2 separate regions of the Homo sapiens genome follow, and region 2 is linked to region 1. The links are chromatin loops, found by intact Hi-C in ENCODE. Cell type or tissue: endothelial cell of umbilical vein. All regions are shown on one strand. Links, peaks and the distances in the headings refer to the core of each region. The heading gives the core; the rest is flanking DNA.

Region 1 (7,858 bases), core at 1,294-6,293:
TTTCAGGATGAAGGCTGGTCACTGGAAAGACCAGAGCATGATTAGAAGGTTGGAACTTTCAGTCCACCCTAGATGTCCAGGGAGGGGAGAGGGTCTGGAGATTAAGCTCATCACCAATGACCAAAGAATTAATCAATCATGCCTATATAATGAAGCTTTCATAAACACCCCTAAATCATGGGTTTTGGAGAGCTTTTGGGTTGGTATACATGTAGAGGTGCTGGGAGGGTGGGGTGCACAGAGAGGACAATGACATTCTGTGCTCCTTCCACGTACATCTCCCTATGCATCTGTTCCGTTTGGCTGTTCCTCAGTAGTATCCTTTATAGTAAAGCAGTAATAGTAAGTTAACTATTTTCCTGAGTTCTGGGAGTCATTCTAGTTGTTGAACCTGAAGAGTGGATCATGGGAACCTCTGATTTATAATTAGTCAGTCAGAGAGTCCAGGTCAGAGAGGCCTGGGATGTATCTACCTGACATCTTCATATGTCAAATAACTCATCCAAACTAGTTAATGCCACTGAAAATTCTTGGTGAAACAGACCTCTAGAAAATACACTTCCCCAATTTTAAATTGTTCTTAGTAATTCACTAAAATTTAGCCTATGAAAATTTTTCCAGTGGTGGGCTCTACTTAGCAGGCACAAAACTGGAGAAGGACACCACCTCACCCACAGGTGTTAGGCAAAGAGATTGGGTGCTGGGTCAGAGCCACATGAAGCAGGGTTTTAGAGGGCATAGGCCTGTATGTATTTGGACACTCAATGTGGAACAGGGCTGTGCTTCTGCATAGGACTTAGAATCTGGAATAAAAATAGATATTTTTCTCTGCAGTCCTATACCTTTGCTACCCAGTTTTAAAAGTTTGTGGCTTTCTAGAAATCATAGTACAGATGGTCCCTGATTTATTATGGTCAATTTAATGATTTTTCAACTTTATGATGGTGCAAAAGCCATATGCATTCAGCAGAAACCTTAACTCGAATACCTATACCAACATTCTTCTTTTCACTTTAGGTACAGCTTTCAAGAAATTACATGAGATATTCAACACTTGATTATAAAATAGGCTTTGTGTTAGATGACTTTTCCCAACTGTAGGCTAATATAAGTGTTCTGAGCATGTTTAAGGTAGGCTGGACTAAACTATGATGTTCAGTAGGTTAGGTGTATTAAGTAAATGGATTTTTGGCTTACTGTATTTTCAACTTACAATGGGTTTATCAGGATGTAAGCCCATTGTAAGTTGAGGAGCATCTGTATTCTGATCATTGTCATCTCCCTGAAGTTGTGGTTTCTTTTAGGTGTGTATTTTGTGAATGCATACGATTGCATCGACTGGTCTGATTTTGTCAGCAGTGACTAGTCTGTCTACTTCTACTTTGTATTCAGAGAGATTACCTATAAGCAGAGTTGGTAGCTTCCTACCAATATAGTTCCATGGATGCTTGGCAGGCCCCTTAGCCTAATAATATGCCTCTCTTCTGATTCCTAGTGCTTGAAGTTCTTTGGCTTGGTTTGGTTCCAAATTTTGGGAGTTAGAGATTCCTTTAAGAATCTCATTAAGGCTGTGAACCTCTTTCCTGGAAAAATGCTCATATAGATGTACATAAAAATGTGTTCTTGAACTCTAAAATTAAGAACTCCTGTGTTAGGTAGAGGTAAAGTCTTTCCACAGTTAGAGAAGAGGCTTAAAATGTAAATCAGGCAAGGCAAGAGGATACATTCATTAAACAAGCATTGATTAAGGGCTTAATGTTTACAAACACCATGGGTAGGTTTTGGGCATACAGATTAAGACCTGGTCTTCTTTCTTGACAAACTTTTAGCTTGGTAGAGGAGGCCCTCATGTAGACAGAGAGTTACAATGTGAGGTATTCAGGCCTGAAAAAGAGGTGGATACAAAGTGCCAGGGAACCAGATGGGAGGTAGGGACCAACTCTGCAAGTGACTGGCTCATGTTTACCTTAGAATAGAAATGGCTGATTCTAGACGCTTGCCTCAGTCAGTTTAGAAAGGTGAAAGCTGGGTGCGGTGGCTCACGCCTGTAATCCCAAGACTTTGGGAGGCCAAGGCGGGTGGATCACCTGAGGGCAGGAGTTTGAGACCAGCCTGGCCAACATGGTGAAACCCCATTTCTACTAAAAATACAAAATTAGCTGGGTGTGGTGGCACATGCCTGTAATCTTAGCTACTTGGGAGGCTGAAGCAGGAGAATTGCTTGAACCCAGGAGGCAGAGGTTGCACTGAGCCAAGATCACGCTATTGCACTCCCACTCCAGCCTGGGCAACAAGAGCAAAACTCTGTCTCAAAAAAAAAAAAAAAAAAAAAAAAAAAAGGAAAAGAAAAGAAAGAAAGAAAGGTGAAAGGGCATTGGGTGTCAAAAGCAGGAGTGTTATTGAGTAAGAGGCTGCAAAGCAGGGAAGGACACAGATTGGAGAGAAAAGGAGAGATTGAGATTGCCAAGGAGAAACCTCACATTTAAAAGGTTTACTTGGGACCCAGCCATTTGTAGCTACCTGAAACTGGGATGATATTTTGCAAATAGATACAGACAAGTAGGCAGAACTGTCTGCCCCATTCTCCTGCCAACAACAAACAAAACATAAAACATAATTCCAAATAAGGGAAATGCCCATTACTCAGACTTTCCCTTTGAATCTAATAATGTCACCCAAGTCTTGAGGAATTTGCTAATTGTTTGTAGATCCTACAAGGTCATAATCTAGACCTGTTTTAAAAAATCTTTTAAAACTTCAATATATTTATTTGAAAGGGATGAAGAAATGATATACATTCTACCCAGTCTGCAGGATTACTTGACACTTGCCGTCATAGGCTGGGACTCAAGAAGTATTAGAGGCCACCATTTGTTTTTTCAGTTAGTCACAGCCTTTGCTCACAGGGCTTTTGAAATTATTTTAATTCAGTTACACATATAGTTGAAGCTACAAATTTATCTCAGTTCTACATTGTAATACTGGAACAATGCATTGCCAAGGGGCGATAAAGTCAGAATACCAATTTATATTGACAGTTTGGTGAGATATTCTTCTGTGATTATACACCAAAGCCTTAGATGTAGAAATTAATGGGAAAAGTTTTTAATTGAAAATGTATTTTCTCATTTTTTAAATTTATTTTTTGTTAAAGTGAGGCACCTGGGTTTGAATTTTATACTGCTAATACTTTGGGAAGGCCATAGTGGAGGTGGAAATATGGTTTTGAGATGAAGCAGTGTGAAGGTGCCACCTAGTGGTCACATAATCACGTCTGTGTTCTCTTTCTTGCCAGTGGAAATTGGGTACCCGTGGTGGGTTTCCTAGAGAATCCCCTTATAGGTGGTGAATTCGGTTAGCCTATTGCTGTCCTTGATAGGATAAAGTTTTTACTTTTACTTTGTGGTCACTGAAATTATCATCCTCCAAATTTGTTATTTGAAATTAGTTTTGTTAACTGGACAGCTCTTGTTACCCTTTTTGCTAATATTTTTAGCTAATTATGTCAGCAAAAACTTGGGTTAAATGTTAAAATTATAGTGTAATCATAGTTTCCCATTCCATTGGAATGGTCTGACATGTAATGTACAGAGAGCATGCAGAATGTCTGGAGTGTATCGTGGGACACAGCTAAAGCCTGGGTGATGGCCAGCTGCTGTGAGGTTTCATTAAAGGCCTTTCTTGTTGTTTTGGGATTAATCTCTCTTTAGTAGAATGCTGTAGAAGAAAAAAGATCAATAGAAAAACTCATCTTTTGTATAAAAATTTTTTTTTCAGATGAGATGTGTTCAGTAAGCACATACCTCATTAGAGAGATGGCAATGGATGGCTGACTACAGTCATTTCTTTTCTTTACCCTTAAACTACATGTAACCCAGAATTGAAACATATACTTGTATTGAGGTTTTCCAAAACAATTAGTGATAGAGATCTTAAGAAGGACCAGAATTCCTGGAGGGTGTTGTATGTTTTGTTTTCTCAGTGCAAGACATCTTTGAGGTTTCCTTTGCCATCAAAGGCTTTCTATGTGTGTTTGTTGGGGATGGCGGGGGGATTTATAGGAAAGGACTTTCACTGAGATATAAAATAATTTTCCCCAGGAGGATTTTTACTTTGCTAGTCTTGTTTTGGTATCTATTTTGGGCAATATTTACATTAAAAACTTAACATCTGGTAAGTACTAACATTTTATCTTTATCACACATGAACAATTTTTTTTTGTCATGGAAATCCTCATGGTGGAATTAACTAAAACATTATAGAAAGTTCAGGAGGGCTCTTCAGAACAACACAAACTTTAACTAAAAACTTTCCCTAAAGATGCTCTTGGAATTTGCAAATGCAGCCCAGATAGCACACCAGTCATTTAGATTTTAAAGTATGTGCTGCATACCCAACCTTGTCCTAGGTGGACATTGCTGAGAAAAATACACAAAAATAGTGTGATTTGTAGGAGTCTGGGTTCTCAAGGTCCTCAGAAGAGGCAGTACTGAGGCAAGTACGGAGCCAGATTGCCTGTGTTTGAGTCCCTGCTCTGCCCTGGACTAGCTGTGTGACCTTGGAGAAGTTACTTGACCCTCTATGCCCCAGTTTCTTCATCTGGGAGAGGGGATACTAATAACTTGCTTTGCAGGGTTGAGTGGAAAGCACTTAGAACAGTGTCAGGATATATGGCAGGAACTCCATCAATACAAGTCAGCTATTTCCATCCTCACCACATGGTAAAGCCCAGGCACCACACACAGGAGGACAGTTTAACACTGTATTTGATTAAGAAATGTTAAGGCCACTTACTAGAGGAGTTCATAAAAGAGAAAGCAGTGTAGGCTGGGGTATTTAGGAAAAGACATTCTATTTTAGGATTTGACATTCTAAAATAAAATTTATTTTTAAAGCAGCTTTCTCTATTTGGTTTTCAATTAAGGAGATCAATTCATTAGGATTCTTGGTGCTATTTCCTTCTATAGGGTTAAGGAAAAAGAGTAAGATTTCCCTTGGTGCGTCATTCACTTTTTATTCATTGAGCAGCTATTTATGGACTATGTGCTCTATGCCAAGCATTGAGTTTGAGTGAGCGAATGAGACAGGCAGGAATCACAGCTGTAGTGTCTGTTCTCCAGCCTTTTAATAATGTTCCGCATGTGCCTCAGTGACCTTTCCAGATTCCTTATATTTGGTTTATTTTAAATTTTATTTTTAAAAATTGTTTATGATGAAAAATTTCAGACACACATGTGTCTGTTCCTTTGCCAATACCACACTGTCTTTATTGCTGTTGCTTTATATTAAATTTTAAAATCAGCTTATATGATTTTTCCAATCTTATTTTTCCTTTATCAAAATTGTTTTGGTTATTCCAGTTCTTCTGTCTTTTCATATAAATTTTAGAATCAGCTTGTCTGTACCTACAGAAAATCATGCTGGGATTTTTATTGGGATTGCATAAATTTATAGATAAGTTTGGTGAGAACAGATGGCTTTATTATGCCGAATTGTCCAATTCATCAACATGGTATGCCTCTGTATTTATTTAGTCTTCTTTCATTTCTTTCAGCAGCATTTTGTCATCTTCAGCATGTAGATCCTGTATGTGCTTTTTGAGACCTGTACTTAAGTATAAATTGTAACACTGTAAGTGGTATTTTTTCTTGGTTTCTAATATGTGTGTTTTTTCTTTTGGTTTCTATGTATACAAGAAGTGTATATATAGAAAAATGGTTAATTTTTGTGTTGAACTTTATCCTGTGAACTTGCTAAAATGACTTATTAGTTCTAGAAATTATTTTCCCCTTGATTCCTTGGGATTTTCTCCATAGCCAGTCATGTTGTCTGTGAATAGGAACAACTTAATTTATTTCAAATCTGCATGCCTTTTATTTCTTTTCCTTGAGTTTTTTTCTTGCATTGGCTAGAACTTCTAGTACAATGTCAAGTAGGTGTGGTGGGAGTGGACATTTTTGCCTTGTTTCTGGTCTTAGGGGGAAAGCATTCAATCTTTCACCATTAAGTATTATGTTAGACGTAGGTGTTATCAGAATGAAGAAGGTCCCTTCTATTCCTAATTTGCTGAGAGTTTTTTTTTTTAAATCATGAATGTATGTTGAATTTTGTCAAATGCTTTTCTGCATTGATTGATGATGACTGTTTTTCCTTTTAATCTGATAATCTGGTGGATTACATCGGTTGTTTTTTGAGTACTCATCCAGTCTTGCATTCCCATGACAAAGCCCACTTGGTCATGGTTTGTATCAAGTTTTGAAGTTCCAGCTGGAAATCTCTAATAAGGGACCAGCCAGCAGAGAACAAGTAGGCTTGTGTTTGGACCAGTGTTTTGGAAACAGTTGGCTCACTGGGCTAGTGACCACCCTGTTAACTTCTGCTGACCTGTTTTCCAAGAACCCACCTGGTACCAACATGCCTTTACTGCCAGTGTATTTTGTTTCCACCCTTCTTTTGACTTATATTTATTGTTATTCTCTTTCCCTTTCTGTACTGGACCAGGAACTTCCATCAACTGGAATCATCTCTGGGCATCTTCGTCTTCCATTTGTGTTTTAATTTATAGCAAGAGAGTTTGGGAATAATCGTATTTTAAGAAACCAACATTTATTTAAATATAAACACATGTGATTAGAGTATTAAAATTTAAATGCTATTAAAAGTTTTTGCAATTTTTGTCATTTCATGAGGCAAGAAAAGAAAATATACGGGTGTCTTGTTATATGTAGTCTTCTAAGATCTGATTTTAAATTGCAATTTATTTTGGAAGGTAGTGGAAACAAACCAGAAAGTAATGTAGATGTTTGCTTGTGGTTAACATAATTTGCCTGCCTCCTCAGAGGCTAAATTCCAAGGAATTTTGTTTTCTGTATTCTTAAGTCTAGAGACACAATGGTCCAGAGATCCCTGTGAAAGGGAGCCCTCATCCGGGGAGCCCCAGCTTGCACAGTCACCCCCTCACCCCTTCCTGGGGAGCAGTGAGAATGCCGTGGGCTGTGCCTGCACTGAGAATGCTGCTTTTCTGTGAAAACACAGTCAAGTGCACATGATAGGTTTTAGTTCCCAAGCAGTGTTAAAAGCAAATGTGTGGGGTTTTATATTTCCAGCTGCTTTTTTTTTTCCAAAGTAAAATATGTAGGTTTTGGTTTGCAGCAGGCCACATTTCTTCTAATAAAAACAGTTAGAACAAAATGTGTTTTATAAGCATATAAAAATGTCAGACCATAATGATTTTAGTGTTGCATATTTAAAAATGGTCAGTAATATTTAAGACATAAGTATCTGCAAAGAAAGTGAATTATGGAAAGTAAATTACAGTATATCATTTGTATAAAGGAGAAGGTGGTTGGAAACTTGTCCAGGAACTATATTGAGACCATTTTATTTGCATTTCTATATAATATGCATGCCTTTCAGCTTTCAGTTAAATTTTGGCCCCCAAATTATTAAACTTTTATACTTGCAACTGGGCCCCAACATTTAAAAAAAATCCTGTTTGTGTCTGGACACACAATTCATTTTGTGAAAAAGCACCTTCATTCTGTGGACTCATTAGAGAAAGCATCTCAGTAGGTCCTGGTGCCAAAATCAGTTGTGCTTCCTTCTGAACCATTCACTTATTATTATCTGATGGACACTCTGAGCTCCTTTTTGCCTTGTCTGCTAGGAAGCTTAGAAAAAAAATTCAGGGTATCTGTAACAAGGCTACAGAACCTGAGCCCATGTGTTTTGCACACTGACTGTACATCTGGAATCATTTTCATCTTATTTCTTTCACCTTTACTTTCCTTTTTGCTTTCAATTTTTTTCACTTAACTCTCCTTCTGTGTTATACTGTAGTTGTTGTTATAAGCTGCTT
Region 2 (6,201 bases), core at 1,202-6,201, 87 kb after region 1:
TCTAGAAAGACCCCTTTCACAGGTTGCAGGGATGAGGATGTGAGTTTTGGGGAGCCACTGTTCACCAGCTTCCTACAATTCATCCCATTAAAAGTGTGCAATTCAATTGTTTGTAGTATATTTACAGAGTTGTACCTCCATCACCACTATCAATTTTTTATTTTTTCCACCCCCGACAACGCAACATTTTGGGTATTAGTAATCACTTCCCATTTTCCCCAACCCCAGCCCTAGGCAATCACCAGTCTTTCTGTCTCTGTGAATTTGCCTAGTCTGAACATTTCATATAAATGGAATCATACGGCATATGGCCTTTTGTGACTGGCTTCTTACATTATGTCTTCAAGATTCATCCATGTTGTAGCATGTATCCATACTCCACTCTTTTCTATTGTTGAATAAGTCTCAATTATATGGATATATCACATTTTGCTTATCCATTCATCATTTGATGGACATTTGGGTTGTTTCCACTTTTTGGCTATTACATATAATGTTGATATGAACGCTTGTGTACAAGTTTTTGTATGGATGTATGCTTTCATTTCTCTTGGGCTTATACCTAGAAGTGGAATTGCCAGGTCTATGGTAACCTTCTCAGGAACTGCCAGACTGTTTCTAAAGCTACTGCACCATTTTCCATTCCTGCCAGTCGTGCATGAAGGTTCCAGTTTCTCCTGTTTCTCTTTGTCTTTTTAAAATTTAGTTCTATTGTCAATTCTGCATTTTCTGATAACCTTCTCACCAAGGGTAGAAAAATATTTCCATTCCTTTTCTGTTAATGTCACAATTTTTTTTCTCACTTCAAGAAATGAAAGGCGATCAGCTCTTATCTATTCTACATATAACATTTACTTTTGGTCTCACTGTACTTCCCAGAAACTTAGTAGAAAGCAAAATATTAACTTCTGTGTGTGTCTCCACATCCATAATCATTTTAGCTCCAAAACCTGTAGTGTTCTCCCTGAGCTGTAAGCTCAATGAGAGTAGGCGCCCTGATCTTTCTATTTTTCTCGTAAACTTTGTCTGCAGCTCGTGGTGACTGTTCAGTAAGTATTAAATGAGAGTGTGATTATTGCCTCATGTGTAAAGGGATTTAATATTTTATAGGCTGAGTTGTTTTTCTTAATTATGCATACATTTCTGAATCTCTAATAACTGTGGTTATTGTTTTTATGTGCAGATGAGCAGGAGACTAAAGATGCAGCAGAAGAATGTAAAGAACCCTAATCAAGGACTTGCTGGGTGTGCTTTTCAGAAAGTTGGTAATGAAGTTAAATTAAATTTCTTATTGAATTATTTGAATTCAATGAATGCACTGCAGAGACTATTCTTTATTGATTTTGACATTTGGAGTCGCTCTTTGTGGATTATATTTCCTTGATATTTTTGAGACTTGGGGTGTAATTGTTCAGTGGTTTTTGCTCATTAAAATTTCTGGGACCATTGTTTATAAATTTATTGCTAATCTTACAGTATTAGGATTCATTATAAAAACCAACATTTTAATGTATACGTGTTAGGGTAAAACTCGTTGAAGTGCTGTGATTGTCCTGTATTCAATTTTGTATGTTTCACCTCTACTGTGATTCAGACAGATCATGGTGGTCACTGGGAATTTTTGCTGTGGCCCTGCTTTTCCTTCTTCCCACTTGTCTCATGTCTGTGAAACTGGTACAACCTGCCATAAGATGAAATGAATTGTCTCAACAAAGCAATATTAGAAGAGCCTTTACTATCTTATTGGTGATGACACGTTTCTTAAGTAGGAGTTTGAGTGAATTATTTGATATATTACTTTGTTAATAATAGTTAACAATAGTTTCTTATTTTCTTTCAGAGTTTGGGCCTTTTAGATTGCATCAAATAAAGATGAGCTACTTTAAAAGACAGTCTGCGGTACTATTTGAAGAGAGATGGTTTAGTTACAAGTCAGTAACTTAGATTCATGAGAAAATTTTGTGTTGACATTCCATAAGATGAGTTGGCATTAGAATTGGAAGTCCAGTTTATTTCTGAATCAAAAAATGAGCGGGCTATTGTGCTGCCTTTAATAAAATTTGAGTGATGTATACATAACATTGTTTTTGCTGGCACATGTTCATCCACTGATACTGAATAACATTAATGATTGTTTATATGGAATTTCCTTGACTTTTTAAAATGAGGAATTCTATAGCTACTATTTTCAGAGGTATTGATAGGCAGTTTCTTTTTCCAGACACTATTTCAGTTTACTATTTGTTCATTTAAAATAGCAATTGTTCATGCTGATGTCAATGTGCTACGTATAATTTATCTTGATGCCAAGAGTTTTGCTGTGGGATGGAAGTATAAGTTAAAAGTTGTGATTTTAGATTCTCATAGGAATGCCATGAGGCACACTCTGTGTTTTAGGGTTTGGGTGGGAAGAATCAGAGGGCAAAGGTGATATGGGTGAGAATTTGTTGTGGGGCAGAGAGGGGCCAGTGTTGTCCGTCAGCGTTTCAGAGGAGTTCAGCTTTCTAAATCTATGCTTTTCTGGTATTTGATGTTTGTATGTATGAGAGAGAGAGAGAGAGAGAGAAAGAAGGAGGAGGGAGGGGAGGGGAGGGTAGGAAGGAAAAAGGGGAGGGAAGAGGGAGACAGAAAGAAACACAGAGTAAAATTATTTCTAGACTTGCACTGCAAAGGGCTTATGACTTTATAGTTTGCTTCTGCCAATGATATTTGGGACATAGTGAGCCTTTCTGTTATTTAGGTAAGGGGGAAGAAAATAGAGTTATTTTAAGTAATGAATTCTGCCATAAAAGAGGTGGGACCATTCACAGCATGTCAACTGAAGGTAACTCTAACAAGGACTGGTAACTAAGTCTGTAACGTAATTCAACAAAAAGCTTCCGGATTTTTTTTAAAAAGTCACCCTGATTTAGATAGAAAGTGTTATTAAAAATAGATGTTTTTATTTTGGATTTCCCTTTAGGGCTTAGTGTTTGTCCGGAACAAGGTGAAACCCCGTCTTTACTAAAAATACAGAATTAGCCAGGCTTGGTGGCGGGCGCTTGTAGTCCCAGCTACTTGGGAGGCTGAGGCAGGAGGGAGAATTGCTTGAACCGGGGAGGCAGAGGTTGCAGTGAGCCGAGATTGTGTCACTGCACTCCAGCCTGGGCGACAGAGCAAGACTTCATCTCAAAAATAAAAAGAAAAAGAAATTATAGAAGAGAGAGAGAGCCAATTTATTTAAGGAATGAATTCAGGAGCTTAATACTGGAGGCTTTTCTACATGTGACTCTTTAGAAAAAAAAAAACTGCTGGCACCACCTTTATTGTATGTACATTCTTATAAGACCTGGAGTTTATTGCTCTTCACTCGAGCTCTCCCACAACACATGACAATAAACTGTTGGAGGAGGAAAAAAGCTATCATCTCGATGACATAATTTTAATTTTTAACAAGTCCTTTATTTCAGTACAACCTGATTATTTGAAGGTCAGTCTTAGGGTGAAACTGGAACATGCCTGGAAGAAAAGCTCCTCTTTCCAGTCACTTTTTCTGTCTTATCTTGGTATTTTCAATCAGTTTTGCTTCACTATCCAAGAATGAATTAGAATTATCTCCCAGCACTTCAAACGTTGAACTCTTCTGATAATGAATGATGGTATTTAATTCTTTGCCATTTCAAAGAATTATTTCCTTCACATCAGTTTTCCTAACTCCACAGCTATTATCAACACTTTCTAGTTCCTGCTTCTTCACCTTGGTACTATAAAATGATTTGGCAATTTACATTTGTATGTGATCATGGCTACTCAGAAAGATGAGTATTTATAGAATGAGAGTGAAAATCAACAAGGAAGATTTTATCTCACCCAGCCAGTCCTTTCTAGTGTTTAATAGACCTCAAAGCCAGACCTTTAACCTACTCATAAAATTTCTTCTTTGATCTGTTTTCATTAAAACTGGAAATTAACTGGTCAGTATTCCACATTCATAATTAGCCCATCCAAAAATCAAGGTCTGCTTATTGGTACACTTGGGCCTTTTCTTCACATGATAATTTGTATTTAGACACACACGCATTTATGGATTCCTTCCAAATTTTACATTTTTTAGTCTTCTTTTTTGATTAAACTTATTATTCCTTCTTCAAGAGGAGGTATCTGTAATGCTTGGCTCAACATTGCAAGGACAGCTCCTCCCTCATCCACATTTACTTCCGAAGTGTCTCCACAACATGCAATCGTGTTGCCCACCCAAGGCATCATTCGTGGGTCAGAAAATGTCGCTGTGAGAGTTGCGTGTGCTTCAGTGTTTTTCCCTTTGTTTTCATACTGCACTTTGAAAAGGATTCAATGACATCTAATGACCTTAATAAGAAATTTTATTCTTATGGGGGCCCTTGACTTAGGGATAATTTCTCTTTTATATGTTTTTGATATGGCAGGCTAATGTATCATTTTGTTCTTTTATTCCACAAACGCAGCAAATTCTAAGCCTAGGCCTGAGCAACTCAGTCTTTCTCAATCACATACAAACTGTGAATGTTGCTATGACTTACTGTAATTTATTTTTGTATATGCTATATTGATTTATGAATGGTATTTACGCATATACTTCATGACATAAAGCCAGTAGAGAACAAATAAGCATGGATACAGTAAGTATAAATATAAATTTCCATATGATTTATTGTTGTTCCTTGTACATAAGAAACAGTAATATACAACTTACACTGCTTTAGAATGTAAAATGGATAAAAATGTGTACAAAAAAAAGCACATTCCTAGAAAAAGGTATTGGCAAATAGTAAAAATGGGAGGTCAAAAGCAAAAAAAAAAAAAAAAAAAAACAAAACAAAAAAAAGAAAAAACCAACAATTCTTCAATTCAGTGTGCAAACATTATATAAAAATAGAAATACTAACTCTACAGGCAGTATTTCCTGATAAATTATTTAAATAGCATATCTACACAATCTGAGATATCTATTCCAATGGCAATGAGAAAATAATTTATAAAAATAAAGCAATGGTATACCAGATGATAGAAAAAAAACATAACTTTCAGAAATTGTATTTAACATTTCAATGCTATTTCCTTATTGGGAATACTTCTCTGCAGAGTTTTTATGCTATGTACAACACTGACTTTTTAGGTACTACAGTAGCTTTAAGTTTGTTAGACACTTAAACTCTTTCCGCTTGATCCAAAAATTCTTTACTCAGTCACACAACAAATGAGGTAATATTTGTATGTAAGTTTCACCTTTTGTCATTTTTTTCTCTTTTGGAAAAATGAAAGAAAAAAGTGTATATGCTTTCCTTCTCCCTGGAAATATGCACAAGGGATGGGGTAAAACAGTATTGAAGACCTCATGGCTTTCTTTGCAATTTAAAACATTTGCAAATGGATAACCAACTAATTCCACTTGAAAAGATAAAACAGAGAAAAAAAGAATCCCATAACATCCACTCTGAGCACAAGGGGCAGAGCAGCTTATTAGACTGATTTTCCTTGTGCTGTTCTTGCAAGAGATTTGCTGATAAATGTCAACTACTTGCTCTCAAACACTTTCCGTATGAAGCCTAAATTTCCAGGCAGAACAGAGTTAATAAATAATCTGTATTTACAATCTTACAGTCACGAAGACTCTCAACAAAGATGACATGGATAGTCTTTACGCTTCTTCCTGTTCCATGAATAATCCTTCAGCCAGATCTTCCAGAATAAGTAAAAAATAAATATTTTACATCGTAAAGCATTTAAAAAAAATCTACATTCCAAAAGAGAGAATTAGAAAACTCCATGATAATTCAGGAAAAAAGAGAAAAGGAATGTTTTAGTTAGGTTGATAATAATTTTGTGCCATTGTAACCATAAAAATATAAGCACGGCTGCCCCTCCTTTGGGAGGCAGCTGGTGCTCACTGAGATGGTAGGTTTTCCTATTTTCCTGCTACATCTGCACAAGCTACATCTAGAATGAAGCCACCAATTTCAATGTGACCAGGCAATGGCAGCCAGCACTGCCTTACACTGGTTTGATTCTGATTCCCTAATTCTGGCCACTGCAGGTGATGAGTAAGGGTGGGGATCAGGGAGGAAGTCCAGAAGCCAGTCTTTGTCTCCCTTTCCTGCTTCTATTTAAGTGCCTATTTACATGGGTTAATCAGCTAACGCCAGTCAGCATCATGAAATCCAGCAATAGTCTTTCAATCCCCTG

What was found. Peaks named below come from ENCODE experiments on the same cell type or tissue, not always from the same donor. Only the 100,000 strongest peaks of a DNase experiment are listed, where the experiment ranks them.
Region 2: a loop joins it to region 1, with 6 times the contacts of the local background. A loop is called at or near these places in 17 of 110 quality-filtered maps.

The regions. Positions count from the first base shown.
Region 1 is chr15:39,681,619-39,689,476 of GRCh38, reverse strand. All of the region lies in intron 10 of FSIP1 (fibrous sheath interacting protein 1), which reads left to right. Among named protein-coding and RNA genes, the nearest start is that of FSIP1, 97 kb to the left of the region's middle. In endothelial cell of umbilical vein, for the core only: a CTCF peak has its summit at 3,252 (motif pointing left); a DNase peak (open chromatin) is centred at 3,246.
Region 2 is chr15:39,595,909-39,602,109 of GRCh38, reverse strand. It overlaps THBS1 (thrombospondin 1), which reads right to left. Exons shown (of 22, transcript NM_003246.4): 22 at 2,644-6,201. It overlaps FSIP1 (fibrous sheath interacting protein 1), which reads left to right. Exons shown (of 12, transcript NM_152597.5): 12 at 1,184-2,079. The coding sequence ends at 1,230. Among named protein-coding and RNA genes, the nearest start is that of THBS1-IT1, 13 kb to the right of the region's middle. In endothelial cell of umbilical vein, for the core only: no CTCF peak of the experiment used is centred there; DNase peaks (open chromatin) are centred at 2,659, 3,409, 4,139, 5,619 and 4 weaker places; H3K27ac peaks cover 368 bases.